Regions from separate parts of the Homo sapiens genome. Here region 2 is linked to region 1. Evidence: read pairs that join two places in POLR2A ChIA-PET (ENCODE). Cell type or tissue: IMR-90. All regions are shown on one strand.

Region 1 (8,000 bases):
TGGTGGATGGATGGTGGATGGGTAGATGGTGGATGGATGGGTGGATGGTGAATGGGTGGATGGTGGATACATGGGTGGGTGGGTAGATAGGTGGATGGGTGGATGGATGGGTGGATGGGTGGGTGAGTGGATGGTGGATGGATGGGTCAGTGGGTAGACAGGTGGATGGATGGCTGGTGGATGGTTAGGTGGTGGATGGGTGGACGGTGGACGGATGGTGGATGGGTGGATGGTGAATGGGTGGATGGTGGATGCATGGGTGGGTGGGTAGATGGATGGATGGTGGGTAGATGGATGGATGGTGGATGGGCAGATGGTGGATGGGTAGATGGTGCATGGATGGATGGCCGCTGGGTGGAGGAATGGATGGATGGATGAATGGGTAGATGGTGGATGGATGGGTGGATGATGGACTGATTGGTGGATGATGGATGGGGGATGAGTGGATGGTGGATGGGTGGATAGATGGACAGGTGGGTGGATGGATGGTAGATGGGCAGATGGTAGATGGATGGGTGGATGGTGGATGGATGGGGGATGAGTGGATGGTGGATGAGTGGATGGATGGGTGAGTAGGTAGATGGGCGGATGGCTGATAGAGGGAGGAAGACCTGACACTGAGGTCCGCTCCATGAGAAGCAGCGTCTCCCACCTTCCAGCAGATGACTGAGTGGTGTCTGGTGGAGGAACTTGTCCAGTCCTTCCCGAGGTCTCACCCACCCCTCTGCAGCCTCAGAAGACACCCCCAGGGTGGAGGCTGGAAAGTTGGGGCTGGACAGGGTGCTATGAGCGTAGGCCAAGCAGAGGCGTGCCGGCCGGGTACCAGATGCTGCTACCTGCCTCTGCCGCTGAGTCAGCATCACCATGGCAACTGGCCCTGCCGGATGCTTCTCTGGGCACATCCCCGTCACTGCAGCCACCACCGTCACAGCCGCCTCCTCACAGGGGGCAGGGGGAGCAGCTATTTTTACACAGTTTGTGTGCAGCACTCAGGGGCCAGGGTGCTCACCTTCCCTACACCCCCTCCCCTGTTAGTGTCAGCCCCACCATCTCCTGAAGGGGGCTTGGGAGGATGTTGTCACCTGGGGTGGGCATTGTGAGAACAGATGAGGGACATGTACAAGGGCTGAGTGGCTGGACTGCAGGAGAGAAGAGAGCCAGGGGCGATGATGGGGAAGACTGGCCACAGCAGGGAGCCACAGAGGGTGTGGGGAGGCCAGAGGGGCACTGACGGAGGGCACAACAGGGGTCCCTGTGACCCTGGGCAACCTCCACATCCCCAAAGCCTCCCCTGCTGCTTCTGGAGCATGCATAATGGTAGGAAAAGTGAGGCAGGGAGAGCAGTCACAGGCTCCACCTGGGCTGGCCAAGGACTCAAGCCACCCCCCACCCTCCCTGCTTAGGATCTGGAGGCCCCTGTAATCCTCCATCTCTCCTCACCCTGCGCCACGCCTCCTCCTGGATGTTCCCTTAACACACCTCAAATTCAGCCCGGGTACAGTGGCTTACGCCTGTAATCCCAACACTTTAGGAGGCTGAGGCGGACGAATCACGAGATCAAGAGGTGGAGACCATCCTGGCCAATATGGTGAAACCCTGTCTACTAAAAATACAAAATTAGCTGGGCATCGTGGCGCACGCCTGTAATTCCAGCTACTCGGGAGGCTGAGGCAGAAGAATCGCGTGAACCTGGTAGGTGGAGGTTGCAGTGAGCTGAGATCGCACCACTGTACTCCAGCCTGGGGGACAGAGGGAGACTCCTCTCAAAAAACAAACAAACAAATACCTCAAATTCCTCCCCAGGGCCTTTGCACGTGCTACTCCAGCTTTCAGGAACACCCTTCCCTGGGGCATCCTCATGGTGGCCCTGCTGCTGGTATCATGGATCCTCTGGCCCCCCCCACCCCACACTCCCTCCGCCTGCTGTCATTTGCTTTCTCACCACCTGACTTTATATCATTCACTTCTTTCAGTTGTTCCCGTCCCAAGAATGAGGGGCCACTGAGTCACCTCACAGCACATAGCCCACACTTCGCTTCGCTGGGCTCCTCTCTGATGTTTTCAGGGACAGGGCGGGGACTTGGGTTGACCGATGGCTCCAAAGGCAGGCATGACCTTCCTTTCAGGCCACAAGGCCCTATCAGAAGTCAGCAGTCAGTGCGTGAGCCAGGCCTGGAGGCTAACACCAGGGCCAGGAGTTATTCCACCACAGGTTCCTCCAGGAAGCCGCCTCCTACCGGGAGCCTGCCTGGGTGCCTCCAGGCCACACCCGGAGCTCCACCTCCCTTACCTGGTTGTCTCTCTGTCTCTGTCTTGCTCCTAGATTTTTTTCCAGCCTCCCTCTCCCGCTGTCTCTCCTTCCAACTCATTTTTTTTTCTCTTGGTTTATTTCCAAGCCACGATATTGCTTTTCTCTTCCGCTATCTCGAAGCTCTGGCCCTCCAATCAGGAGGCCCGATTTAGTACAGCCTCACCCAGAACGTTGGGGCCGTTCCTTTGGCCTCGATATACCCACTCAATAAATGGGCTTGTCCTAGAGCTTAAGGCCTGCCCCTGGGGGGGAGGAAATTCCGGTGGCGGACACCCTTCCCCATCCCCGGTTCAGGGCCCCGGCGGGGAAGGGGTTAACCACGCGCCGTCCCTTCCCCCCAGCTCTGCATTTAATTAGCAGTCCGGTGGGGCGGCCTCGCTGGGCGGGCGGGGGAAAGGGAGAGAGGGGGTGGAGAGGAGATCGGGGGAGACGGGAGGGAGAAGGGGATAAGGAAGAGGGGAGGGGAAGCTGAAGCAGGAAGGGGAGGGAGAGGAGGGGAGTGAGCGACGGGAGGAGAGGAGGGGGCTGGAGAACCAGCCCGGAATTCACAGACAGCCTCGCAGGTGTCCCCGCTCCAGCCTCTTTCTTGGGGTGCAGTCCCCTCCCACACCCCCTTTTCAAGGCCGAACCCAGCGCCCACACTAAATGTCAACTCTCCCCATTATCCGGTTGAGGAAACTGAGGCCATGCAGAGGTGGTGATGTGCCAAGTCGCAGCTCGGGGCAAACGTTTATTCGCAGGTATTTGCGCAATGGAAAACAAGCCCAAACCAGCTCCAGGTCGTCCGGCGACCTGGAGGAGCTGGGAGGGGGCGGTAGTGTGGGACGCGGGCTAGCGGGCTTAGCACCAGCCAGGCCACGGCCGTTCCCGTGCCTCAATTTCCCTCTCTGCACAGAGCCCAGTAAATTGCTTGCAGGGCCGACCGCCCCCGCCCCCATCCCCGCGGCCTCCAGCGCCGCGTGGGGTGGGGGCCGGGCGGCCGAAGCGTCCGCGTCTACGCGGCACCACTTCGCCCTGACGTTGGCGCTGACGCCACCCGCCAGCTCGCGGCGGGGTCCGGCAGCCCCGGGAAGTTAACTCTTCCACTGCCGCCGACAGCTCCGAGACCTCTCCCCCCGGATCCTTTCTCCCCCCCTCCCATTAGGGGAGGGGCCACACGCTGAGGACCCCGCAGCTAGGCGAGGCAGGAGGCCTCCACCAGCCTCCAGGCCTCTGCCCGCGCCGTTCCCTCCGCCTGGAATGCGCCTCCCGCCCCAACCCAACCCTGTGTTTACTGCGACTTCCCTCCCTTCGGCCTGGCCCTGACCCCTCCGGGGCAGGGCGTGTCCGTGTCTGGCTGCTAGTACCGGCCCGGGGTGGGGTCCTCTCTCCCCAACAACTCGCTGTTTCCAACTCAATGTCTTTCCCCCCATTTTTCATTCGAGAACCATCGAAGACCAGGAAACTTACGGACGTCACCTGGCCAGGGACTGAGCAGCGCCTGCCCAGCTCCTAGGGCTCCCCGCCCCCACCCCTGTACGCGGAGATGCCGTCTCCCGGCGGCGGAGAGGACCCCGCAGGCCCCGCCCTTCCCCAGGGGAAGTGAGAATAGGGTGCCCACCCCCGCATTCTCGCCACTTCCTCCCCGGGAGAGCGAGAGGCGAGGAGCAGGGGGGAGGCGGGAGGCGGGAGGAAGGGGATGCGGGGGCAGCGGGAGGCGGGAAGGCGTGGGGTCTCTCCACTATTGCCCCTGCTGTAGCGCTTAAGGGCCCCATGTGCACGGCCTTTGATACCACTCAGACAACTTTGGGGTCCCCCAAAGTTGCTCCTTCCTTGGGGTCCTTTCTGAATCAACGCGGACCCTGCCGGTGCCTCCCCATCCCCGCAGCCTGGGGCAGCGGCCTCTTCACCCCCTGCCGCCTGCCTTGCCTCCAGTTCCATCTACTCCCCATCTGGGGCCCAGATCCCTTCCGCTGGCTGGGGGCCAGGTCCAGCGCCCCGTCTGCACCAGTCCGGACCCCTAAGCTCGCTCCAGGAACCCCCAGTCTTGGTGCAGAAATGCAGCCCACGATGTGCAGGGCCAACTGGCTTCGAATCTGCCTTCCACATACTGAAGCCTTTCTTGGCTGACAGCCTCAGTTTGTCCATCCGAAAAAAGGGGACAAAGCATATCTAGATGGCTCACGCCTGTAATCCCAGCACTCTGGGAGGCCGAGGCGGACGGATTACTTGAGGTCAGGAGTTCCAGACCAGCCTGGCCAACATGGTGAAATCCCGTCTCTACAAAAATACAAAAATTAGCCGGGCGTGGTGGCGCACGCCTGTAATCCCAGCTACTCAGGAGGCTGAGGCAGGAGAATCACTTGAACCCAGGAGGTGGAGGCTGCAGTGAGCCGAGATAGTGCCATTGCACTCCAGCCTGGGCGACAGAGCAAGACTGTGTCTTAAAAAAAAAAAAAAAGAATACCTGGAGAATGGGTTTCCCATCTTGGCAGCATGAATACTTCCACTCATTCATTAATTCACTCATCCATTCATTATTCTACGAACTCATCCATTATGCTACTTATTGCATTCATTCCTTTACTCATTCACTCATTCATTGATTCACACACCACAGACAGCCAGGGAGGGCGGCGGGCCACAGGGGCCCACATCTCAGTGTGGACAGACGTCAGGGGCCCACAGGACCGTGGGTGGGGACAGCCCCAAGGCTGCAAATAAACGTTTGCCCAGAGCTGCATCCTGGCATGTCACCAAACCAAACCGAAGCCTCCCCAGAGAGGCCCCTGTGGGGTCCCCTGCCCAAGAGGCAGCTGCCTGCCACCTCCCCCACCCCTCCCCATTCAGGCACCACCCTGCCCTCAGTCTGTCAGCGGGGAAATGGCTCAGTACCTGGAAAAGCCACGAGTATGTGGTCGGATGCAGGCAAAACCCACACATCATGGTGGGGGGGGGCACCTACAATAATGGGTTGCATGTTAACAGATCAACACACATTCATCAAGCACCTACTGTGTGCTGGGACCCACGGGACTGGAGCATCTGCCAAGTGGGTCCCTGTGGCCCCTCCTGCCCTTCTGCTTGGGGCTTCCCTGCCTTTGATAAGACTCAGACATTCGAAGTCCAGCCCCAGCCCTGAGTGTTCCTGAGGTGGGAATGCCTGACTTTGCTCTCATTTCATAGTTTTTTGGTTTCCTTCTATTTATAGCAAGAGAAACTGGTTTTCCATTCTTGGTGGTGACATGAAGGTTCCCTTTTAAAATGTATTTACTGAAGTAAAAACAGAAAAGGGGGCCAACTTAAAGGAAAATCGTGAGACCAACCTACAGCATGCTTCTCTAAAATGACCTTGCTTCCAGTCCCCCAGAACATCACCTCTGGGCGGTGAGAACCCACCTGCCCAGCACACAGCGGGCACTCAATAGAGCATGGTCGTCGGGCGCAGTGGCTCATGCCTATAATCCCAGAACTTTTGGAGGTTGAGGCAGGCGGATCACTTGAGGTGAGGAGTTCAAGACCAGCCTGGTCAACATGGAGAAACCCCATCTCTACTAAAAATACAAAAATTAGTTGGTGTGGTGGCATGTGCCTGTAATCCCAGCTACTCTGGTGGCTGAGGCACTAGAATTGCTTGAACCTGGGAGGCAGAGATTGCAGTGAGCTGAGAACGTGCCACTGCACACCAGCCTCAGAGACAGAGTGACACTTTGTCTCCAAAAAAAAAAAAAAAAAAAAAAGCATGGTTGAATCGATGAATGATGGTATGTGAGTTTGGCCCAAAACAACCAAGAAACAAAAAACCAAACCAGCTTTTTTTTTTTTTGAGACAGGGTCTCGCTCTGTTGCCCAGGCTGGAGTGCAGTGGCACGATCTCAGCTCACTGCAATCTCTGCCTCCCAGGTTCAAGCGATTCTCCTGCCTCAGCCTCCTGAGTAGCTGGGATTACAGGCATGCGCCACCACACCCGGCTAATTTTTCTATTTTTAGTAGAGATGGGGTTTCACCATGTTGGCCAGGCTGGTCTCGATCTCCTCACCTTGTGATCCGCCCGCCTCAGCCTCCCAACCAGCTAATTTTTCTATCTTTTTGTAGAGATGGGTTCTTGCTATGTTGCCCAGGCTGCTCTTGAACTTCTGGGCTCAGGAGATCCTCCTGTCTCTGCCTCTCAAAGAGCTGGGATTATAAGCATGAGCCACCCTGCTCAGACTACAAACCAATTTATCTTTTTTTTTTTTTTTTTTTTTTTTTTGAGACAGAGTCTCACTCTGTCACCCAGGCTGGAGTTCAGTGGTGCGATCTTGGCTCACTGCAAGCTCCGCCTCCCGGGTTCACACCATTCTCCTGCCTCAGCCTCCCCAGTAGCTGGGACTACAGGTACCTGCCCACCACGCCTGGCTAATTTTTTTTTTGTATTTTTAGTAGAGACAGGTTTTCACCGTGTTAGCCAGGATGGTCTCGATCTCCTGACCTCATGATCCGCCCGCCTCAGACTCCCAAAGTGCTGGGATTGCAGGCATGAGTTACGGTGCCTGGCCTCTTTTTTTTTTTTTTTTTTTGGAGACGGGGGTATCGTCATGTTATGTTGGCCAGGTTGGTCTTGAATGCTTGGCCTCAAGCAGTCCTCCTGCCTCGGCCTCCCAAAGTGCTAGGATTGCAGGGGTGAGCCATTTTGCCTGGCCCAAACCAATTTCTGAAGTTGGTCTAAAGAAAGCAAATTCACTACCTTCTGATCCCCAAACCCTCTGGTTCTCCAGTATCTACCTGTGAAACGGCCTAACCCAGGCCTGGGCATACAGGAAGTGCACATTAAATGCATGCTGGATAAGTGCAGGGGTCCTGTCTGTCCTAGGGTGGGGTAGGAGGGTAAGTGGTATGGGAAGTTCTTTTCTCCTTGTGCTATAATAAGAGGCTTTGGAGACTGATTCTAGATGGTCAGTCAATCAACAAACACTTGACTGAACCATTCTTCTAGGCCTGCCCAGTTAGTAAAAATGGTCATAAAGCTGGCAGAGCCAGGTTCAATCTGGTTCCATCAATGCTGAAGGGGGGCTGTGCCTCAGTTTCCTCATCTGTAAAATGGTTTTATGAGGCAGGAGGGATCCGGTGCCAGTCCAGAGGGCAGGGCCTGGGTCCCCTCCGAGAGGCTGGGCAGACACCTGCGCTGGACTGGGGACAGACTGCGGTTCCTGCTCCTGGAGAGGGCGGAAGCCTGGCAGGAGGGGAACAGAGAGGCCTCAGCCTTCTCGGGTAACTTGATCCTCAGGAATGTGCGGGCCAGACAGCGCCCCCAGCCCGAGTCTGGCGCCCCACTCCCGACCGCCCTGCGGGGGTCCGGCAGTCGGGGCACTTTCCCTGCAAGTCCCGCCTCTGCGAGCCTAAGGGTCCTAAGCGCTGGATTAGGGTCCTCACAAGCCCCACCTCCCCGCTGTGGGGTCGTGAGTGCCTGGCTCCACCTCACCCCTTCGGCTGCCTGCTTAACTCGGTTTTCTTTGGGGCTTTCCGATTTATCAACGTGATTTTTGGTTTCTGGGTGTTCAAATAAAGACTAAAAATTAAACTGCAGCCTCAACTTACCCGGGCCCAAGCGATTCTCCCACCTCACCCTCCCAAGTAGCTGGGACCACAGGCGTGTACCACCATGCCCAGCGAACTTTTTTATTTTTGTAGAGAAGAGGTCTCACTAGATTGCTCAGGCTGGTCTCAAACT
Region 2 (8,000 bases), 770 kb after region 1:
CTGTCCCTCCCACCAGTCCATCACCTGGACTCCATTTCTTTTTCCTTTTTTTTTTTTTAGAGACAGGGTCTTGCTCTGTTGCTCAGGCTGGAGTGCAGTGGCACGATCATGGCTCACTGCAGCCTGGAACTCCTGTGCTCAAGTGACCCTCTCACTTCAGCCTCCAGAGTAGCTGGGCCCACAGGCACACGCCACCACCATGCCTGGCTAATTTTTGTATTTTTTGTAGACACGGGGGGTCTTCCTATGTTGCCCAGGCTGGTCTCAAACTTCTGGACTCAAGTGATCCGCCCACCTCGGCCTCCCAAAATGTTAGGATTACAGGCATGAGCCACCACACCTGGCATATTTCACGTTTTAAGTGTCTCTTAAAGGTGTCCTTTTTTTTTTCTTTGGGACAGACTCTCGCACTGTCGCCCAGACTGGAGTGCAATGGCACTATCTTGGCTCACTGCAACCTCCACCTCCCGGGTTCAAGTGATTCTCCAGCCTCAGCCTCCCGAGTAGCTGGGATTACAGGCGCCCGCCACCACACCTGGCTAATTTTTTGTATTTTCAGTAGAGACGGGGTTTCATTATGTTGGCCAGGCTTGTCTCAAACTCCTGACCTCGTGATCCACCCTCCTTGACCTCCTAAAGTGTTCTTTTTTTTTTAAACGGTGTCTCACTCTGTTGCCCAGGCTGGAGTGCAGTGGCATGATCTTGGCTCACTGCCACCTTCGCCTCCTGGGTTCAAGCGATTTCTGGCTAATTTTGTTTTGTTTTGTTTAGTAGAGATGGGGTTTCCCTGTGTTGGCCAGGCTGGCCTCAAACTCCTGACCTCAGGTGATCCTCTCGCCTCAGCCTCCCAAAGTGCTGGGATTACAGGTGTGAGCCACGTCACCCAGCGAAGGTGTCCCTTTTCTTGGGCCCAAACCCCATCTTTAGCACCCCAAAACTCTCCGTGCTGACCTCCCGAAGCTCTCCCATTGCCCTTTGGGAAAGCACCACTGAGGGCCCAGCCTCATCGCTCCAAGAGCCCTCTGGCTCCACTCAGCCCCCTGCAGCTCCCGAAGCCCCCATGTCCCTCTGACCCCCGCGGTCTTGTCCAGTGCCTAGAGAACTCTTGCTCCCGCCTCCTGCACGTGGTCGCCCAAGCTTCACCCCTCAGGTGAAAAGACCAGATACCAGCCCCTTGGAGAGCCGTCCCTGTGCCCCTGGACTGGTTGGGCGCGACCTTTATGTCCCAGCATTTGACCTGGTTTGGTTAGTTGGGCGTCTCCACCCCTTCACCTGTTTTGTGCCTGGCACAGAGCAGCCCTCGATGTTTGCTGAATGAATGCATGAATAAACGTGTGCATGAATGAATGAATGAATGAATGAATGAATGAAGGGAGGGACGGAGGGAGGGAGGGCATGCAGTCTACACTCCAAGCGGAAATGTGATCAAATGGAGCCATCACAGGTTTTCTGATGAGGGGAGTGTCAAGCACTGAGCTCTGGATCCAGCGTTGGCTGGGGAGTGGGGTGGGTCCCTGAAGACCTCTCAAGGACACTGAACACTTCCCAGCAGTCAGGGGCTCCAGGCTGGAGGAAGGAAAGTCCAGAGTGTGGCCCCTCAGATGGCAAGATCCCCAGGGAGCCCCTGAGGCAGGCGGGCAGGTCATCGATGAATAGAGAACACGTGTCCCTCAATGTCCATTGCTCCTATTGGCCTCAGTAGTAGAATCCCTGATCATAACGGAGCCCATGGCTGTCCAATGGAGACTCATCTTCCAGACTTCCTTGCTGCTATGTGGGGCTGTGCAACCCAGGCTGGCCATAAAGGAGTGAGCAGAAGTGTCTTCGGTGAATCCTGGGAAGCTTCTTCATGCTAGAGCTGGAACGTGGACACAATGGCTGGAGCACAAGCAGCCACCTTGGGCCATGAGGCAGAATCCAGCTGATGACAGGGCAAAGCAATGATGTAGAAGGAGCTGGGGTTCCTGAAGAATGTGTGACATTGCTCTACCAGCCCTGAATGGTGTCTCTCCAGAGAAAGAGCTAAACCTCTGTTTTGCTTAAGCCTCTAGTAATATCTGAATGTAATCTTCACTAACAGCCCAGGATTCATTTCTTCTTTTAAAAAAATTTATGTTTTTTCAGCTGGCTGTTGTGGCTCAAGCCTGTAATCCCAGCACTTTGGGAGGCCGAGGCAGGCGGGTCACCTGAGGTCAGGAGTTCGAGACCAGCCTGGCCAACATGGTGAAACCCTGTCTCTACTAAAAATACAAAAAATAGCGGGCGTTGTGGTGGGCGCCTGTAATCCTAGCTACTCAGGAGGCTGAGTCAGGAGAATCACTTGAACCCAGGAGGCGGAGGTTGCAGTGAGCTGAAATCGGACCACTGCACTCCAGCCTGAGCAACAGGGCGAGACTCTGTCTCAAAAAAAAGAAAAAAGAAAACCATCAGATGATGAGACGGGCAAGGAAGAAAAATGCAGCAGGAGGGGATAGAGGATGGGCATGGAGGGGTCACGGAGATGAAAGGAAGCGAGGAGTTGGGCGCAGTGGTTCATGCCTGTAATCCCAGCACTTTGGGAGGTTGAGGCAAGTGGATCGCTTGAGGTCAGGAGTTCGAGACCAGCCTGGCCAGCGTGGTGAAACTCAATGTTTCTACTAAAAATACCAAAATTAGCTGGGAGTGGTGGTGGGTGCCTGTAGAACCAACTACTTGGGAGGCTGAGGCAGGAGAATTGTGTGAACCCGTGAGGTAGAGGTTGCAGTGAGCTGAGATCACACCACTGCACTCCAGCCTGGACGACAGAGCAAGACCGTGTCCCCCCAAAAAAGAAAGCGAGGGCCCAAGCCATGCAAAAAGCTGCAGGAAAGGAGATACCGGGCAGCGGGCTCAGCACAGGCAAAGGCCCTGGGGTGGGAATGTGCTCAGCGGGCTCCAGGAACAGCAGGAAGTGGGTGCGCTGCAGGGAGACTGAGTGAGGGGCTGATGTTGCTGGGGAGAGGGAGAGGTGAAAGGGGCCACGTGGAGCCTTGTGGGAAGGGTGAATTTCACTCCGAAGGCAAAAGGAGCAGGAAGAGTTGTCACTCTCGCAAAGAGTAGGAGATGGTGACAGCCCCAGGCACAACCATCCATGTGGGGTCCCTGTGCTGGCAGCTCAATTTCCCTTCACTTCGCAGCCCCGTGCCTGCCGCTCTGGGGGCCACGGCCTCCTGCCCTCAACCAGCCCCACAGCTGAGCTTCCGCTCAGCTCTCTTTGCTGTTTACCAACCTCCTTCCGGTCAGGCCCCATCCCACTTCCTCACTCTCACATCTGAGTGGCCTGCCGGGACAAGACGTTGAAGCAAACTTCACTTTCTGTGGTTTCGGCTCCACTCTCACCCTGCACAGCCGCCTCTGCGCAGGTTTCAATTCCCATCTCCTGCTCAGCCGGGTGCCTCCTCTGGATCCCCCCACAGAAACTTGCACGTGGCTGGGCAGCCCCCATGCACCCACCAGCCTCCCACACTGTCGTCCCTGGGGCCTAGAGAAAGCTGAAGGGTGGGCCATGAGCAGATGCATTCTGGGAAAATGTGCAGGAGCCCAGCACATGGAGACTAGACTCTCTGGTGCTTTCAAGGCTCTGAGCAGGTCCGCAGCATGGCTGAATGCAGTGCTTCGCCCTGTCAGTGCAGCTGGAGCTCAGCAGAGGGTTGACTTATGTCCCCCAAAGGACATGTCTACGTCCTGACCCAGGAAACTCAGCATGTGACCTTATTCGGAATACTTATTCCAAATAAGCATTTATTTGGAACTTATTTGGAATACTCATTTGGTATCTTGAGATGAAACCACCCTGGGTGCAAGGCGATCCTAAATCCAATGACAGGTGTCCTTATAAGAAAAGAATGCTGGGCACAGTGGCTCATGCCTGTAATCCCAACACTTTGGGAGGCTGAGGCTGGAGGATCGCTTGATCTCAGGGGTTGGAGACCAACCTGGGCAACATACCAAGACCCCGTCTCCGCAAAAAATTTGTACAAGTAGGCAGGCGTGGTGGTGCATATCTGTAGCACCAGCTACTTGGGAGGCTGAGGTGAGAGGATCGCTTTAGCCCAGGAGATGGAGGCTGCAGTGAGCTGTGATTGCACCACTGCACTCCAGTCTGGGTGACAGAGCGAGACCCTGTATCAAAAAAATAAATAGGAGGCGAGAACACACAAGAGAAAGAAGTCCAAGTGAAGACAAGGAGAGACTGGAGTGATATGGCCACAAGCTAAGGAATGCCAAGGACAGGAGAGGCCTGGGATGGGTTCTGCCTCAGAGCCTCCAGAGGGAACCAGCCCTGCCGCCACCTTGACCTTGGACTTCTGATCTCTATAGCTAAGACAGAATACATTTGTTTTTTTGTTTTGTTTTGTTTCATTTTAAGACGGAGTTTCGCTCTTGTTGCCCAGGCTGGAGTGCAGTGGCGCAGTCTTGGCTCACTGCAACCTCCGCCTCCTGGGTTCAAGCAATTCTCCTGCCTCAGCCTCCCAAGTAGCTGGGATTACAGGCGCATGCCACCACACCCAGCTAATTTTTGTATTTTCAGTAGAGATAGGGTTTTGCCATATTGATCAGGCTGGTTTCAAACTCCTGACCTCGGGTGACCCGCCCACCTCAGCCTTCCAAAGTGCTGAGATTACAGGCGTAAGCCACCGTGCCCAGCTTTTTTTTTTCTTGAGACCGAGTCTCGCTCTGTCACACAGGGTGGAGTGCAGTGGCGCGATCTCAGCTCACTGCAAGCTCCGCCTCCCTGGTTCAAGCAATTGTTGTGCCTCAGCCTCCCAAGTAGCTGGGATTACAGGTGCACACCACTACGCCCGGCTAATTTTTGTATTTTTTTTTTTTTTCGAGATGGAGTCTCGCTGTATCTCCCAGGTTGGAGTGCAGTGGTGCGATCTCAGCTCACTGCAAGCTTCGCCTCCTGGGTTTTATGCCATTCTCCTGCCTCAGCCTCCCAAGTAGCTGGGACTACAGGCGTGCACCACCTATGCCCAGCTAATTTTTTTTTGTATTTTTAGTAGAGACGGGGTTTCACTGTGTTAGCCAGGATGGTCTCGAACTCCCGACCTCGTGATCCACCAGCCTCGGCCTCCCAAAGTGCTGGGATTACAGGTGTGAGCCACCGCGCCCAGCTAATTTTTGTATTTTTAGTAGAGAAGAGATTTCACTATGTTGGCCAGGCTAGTCTCGAACTCCTGACCTCAAGTGATTTGCCCACCTCATCCTCCCGAAGTGCTGGGATGACAGGCGTGAGCCACTGTGCCCAGCCTGTTGTCTTAGGAAATTCATCCATGGTGGCTATGCCCCAGGGAAGCAGGCCCCGCCTTCCTCCCCACAGATGAGGGCTATGGATCAGAACCCAGGCCAGGGCGCCCCCAGGCCTGCTGCCATCAAACACCGCGAGACAGTGCAGACTTCCAGCAACGCTCCTTTTAATATCCGGATGTCCAGAGCCACAGCCTGTGTGTTGAGCCCCGGGTAGGGCTGCTGGCCGGAGGCTGTTGGCTTCCAGCAGCAGCACGACGTGGCTTTTTGAAAGGAGAGCCCGGAGAGTGGCGGCCAGCAGGGGCCCAGCCCCATGGGCCGCGTGCCTGGTCCCAGCTGCGGCGTCCCTCTGGCCAGCTACAAAGTGGAATGCTTCTCGAAGGGCACGGTCAGGAGGCGGGCGGCCGCCTCGTCCAAGAACCAGCACAGTTTCCCGGTGTGGGGCTGGACCAGGGCGGCGGGCAGCGGGTTTTCCTCCTGGTCCTCCAAAATGCGCTGAAGAAGAGGGCAGAAGAGTAAGGCCCTGCCTGCGGCCCAGGCACCGCCCCTCGGCACTCTCCTGGCTCCCCAACCAAGGATAAATAAGACTCTTGTATCCTCAAAATGTGACAATGCCCAGCTCAGCTGTCCTAGTGCCAAACAGCAGGGACAAGAGTCCCTTCCTTTCTATCCACTGTAACTATTTTTATTTATTTATTTATTTATTTTGAGATGGAGTCTCACTCTGTCTCCCAGGCTGGAGTGCAGTGGTACGATCTTGGCTCACGGCAACCTCCGCCTCCCGGTTTCAAGCGATTCTTCTGCCTCAGCCTCCTGAGTAGCTGGGATTACAGGCAAGTGCCACCACGCTCGGCTAAGTTTTTTTTTTTTTTTTTTTTTTTTTTGAGATGAACTCTCGATCTTATCCCCCAGGCTGGAGTGTGATGGCGTGATGGTGCGATCTTGGCTCACTGCAACTTCCGCCTCCCGGTTTCAAGCAATTCTCCTGCCTCGGCCCCCCAAGTAGCTGGGATTACAGGCGCCTCCCACCACACCTGGCTAATTTTTTTGTTTTTGGTAGAGACGGTTTCATCATGTTGGTCAGGCTGGTCTAGAACTCCTGAACTCAGGTGATCCACCCGCCTAGGTCTCCCAAAGTGCTGGGATTACAGGCGTTAGCCACCGCGCCTGGCCTAATTTTTTATATTTTTAGTAGAGACGGGGTTTCACCATATTAGCCAGGCTGGTCTTGAACTCCCACGTTGAGCCACCATGCCCCGCCCACTGTAACTATTTGCATTTTTTTTGAGACAAGGTCTTGCGCTGTCATCCAGGCTGGAGTACAGTGACGGCATCAAGGCTCACTGCAGCCTCAATCTCTGAGGCTCAAGTGATCCTCTTGCCTCAGTCTGCCAAGTATCTGGGACCACAGGCACATGGCACTGTGCCCAGCTAATTTTTTATTTTTTGTAGAGACAGGGTCTTGCTATGTTGCCAAGACTAGTCTCAAACTCCTAGACTCAAGCAATCCTCCTGCCTCAGCCTCCCAAAGTGCAGGCATGAGCCACTGTGCCTGGTCTGTAACTGTTTAATACTGCGGTTGGCACCCTTTTTCAGCAAAAGACCAGAGTCAATAGATTAAGCTCTGCAGACCATCCAGTCTCTATTGCAACCACTCAGCTCTGCAGTTCTGGCCCCAGAACAGCTGCAGACAATATATACATAAGCGGGTGTTGCTATGTTCCAATAAAACTTTTCTGGGCCGGGTGCGGTGGTTCATGCCTGTAATCCCAGCACTTTGGGAGGCCGAGGGGGGCGGATCACTTGAGGTTGGGAGTTTGAGACCAGCCTGGCCAATGTTGTGAAACCCTGTCTCTACTAAAAATACAAAAATTAGCTGGGCGTGGTGGCAGGTGCCTGTAATCCCAGCTACTTGGGAGGCTGAGGCAGGAGAAGCACTTGAACCCGGGAGGTGGAGGTTGCAGTGAGCTGAGATGGCGCCACTGCACTCCAGCTTGGATGACAGGGTGAGAAGCTGTCTCAAAAAAACAAACAAACAAAACAATTTCTGGACACTGTAATCTGAACTTCATAGAATCTTCACAAGGTCAAGGAGTATTATTCATTTGATTTTTTTTTTTTTTTGAGACTGAGTTTCGTTCTTGTCGCCCAGGCTGGAGTGCAATGGCATGATCTCGGCCCACAGCAACCTCCGCCTCCCGGGTTCAAGTGATTCTCCTGCCTCAGGCTCCTGAGTAGCTGGGACTACAGGCGCACGCCACCACGCCTGGCTAATTTTTGTATTTTTAGTAGAGACAGGGTTTCGCCATGTTGGCCAGGCTGGTCTTGAACTCCTGACCTCAGGTGATCCGCCTGCCTCAGCCTCCCAAAGTGCTGGGATTACAGGCATAAGCCACCGCGCCCCGCCTGATTTATTTTTTTTGGAGATGAGTTCTCGTGATGTTCCCCAGTGCAGTGGTAATTCACAGTTGCAATTACATTTCACTATAGCTTCGAACTCCTGAGCTCGAGTAATCCTCCTGCCTTAGCCTCCTGAGTAGATGGGATGATAAGCATGGCCTGGCTCTTCATTTGACTTTTTTCCAACCACTTAGAAAAGTAAAAACCAGGCTAGGCACGGTGACTCATATCTGTAATCCCAGCACTTTGGGAGGCCAAGGCAGGTGGATCACATGAGGTCAGCAGTTTGAGACCAGCCTGGCCAACATGGTGAAACCCCCTCTCTACTAAAA

What was found. ChIA-PET counts read pairs that join two places held together with the same protein. Peaks named below come from ENCODE experiments on the same cell type or tissue, not always from the same donor. Only the 100,000 strongest peaks of a DNase experiment are listed, where the experiment ranks them.
Region 2: POLR2A ChIA-PET joins it to region 1 with 17 read pairs; 4 of 35 experiments call an interaction of 5 or more read pairs at or near these places.

What each region holds. Positions count from the first base shown.
Region 1 is chr19:18,287,623-18,295,622 of GRCh38, reverse strand. It overlaps LOC124904653 (a long non-coding RNA gene), which reads left to right and starts at 2,780. Exons shown (of 2, transcript XR_007067155.1): 1 at 2,780-3,051; 2 at 3,736-5,033. RefSeq lists silencers at 799-878, 738-920, 2,005-2,207, 3,162-3,331, 3,782-4,211 and 1 more, enhancers at 1,157-1,796, 2,352-2,431, 1,797-2,435, 2,436-3,075, 3,076-3,714 and 2 more and cis regulatory regions at 1,841-4,396, 4,976-5,344. In IMR-90, no CTCF peak of the experiment used is centred here; DNase peaks (open chromatin) are centred at 3,352 and 3,862; H3K4me3 peaks cover 1,399 bases; H3K27ac peaks cover 2,767 bases.
Region 2 is chr19:17,518,707-17,526,706 of GRCh38, reverse strand. PGLS (6-phosphogluconolactonase) reads right to left here. Exons shown (of 5, transcript NM_012088.3): 5 at 5,419-5,763. The coding sequence ends at 5,626. It also overlaps a transcript of NIBAN3 not described here. Among named protein-coding and RNA genes, the nearest start is that of NIBAN3, 4.6 kb to the left of the region's middle. RefSeq lists an enhancer at 3,655-3,714. In IMR-90, no CTCF peak of the experiment used is centred here; no DNase peak of the experiment used is centred here.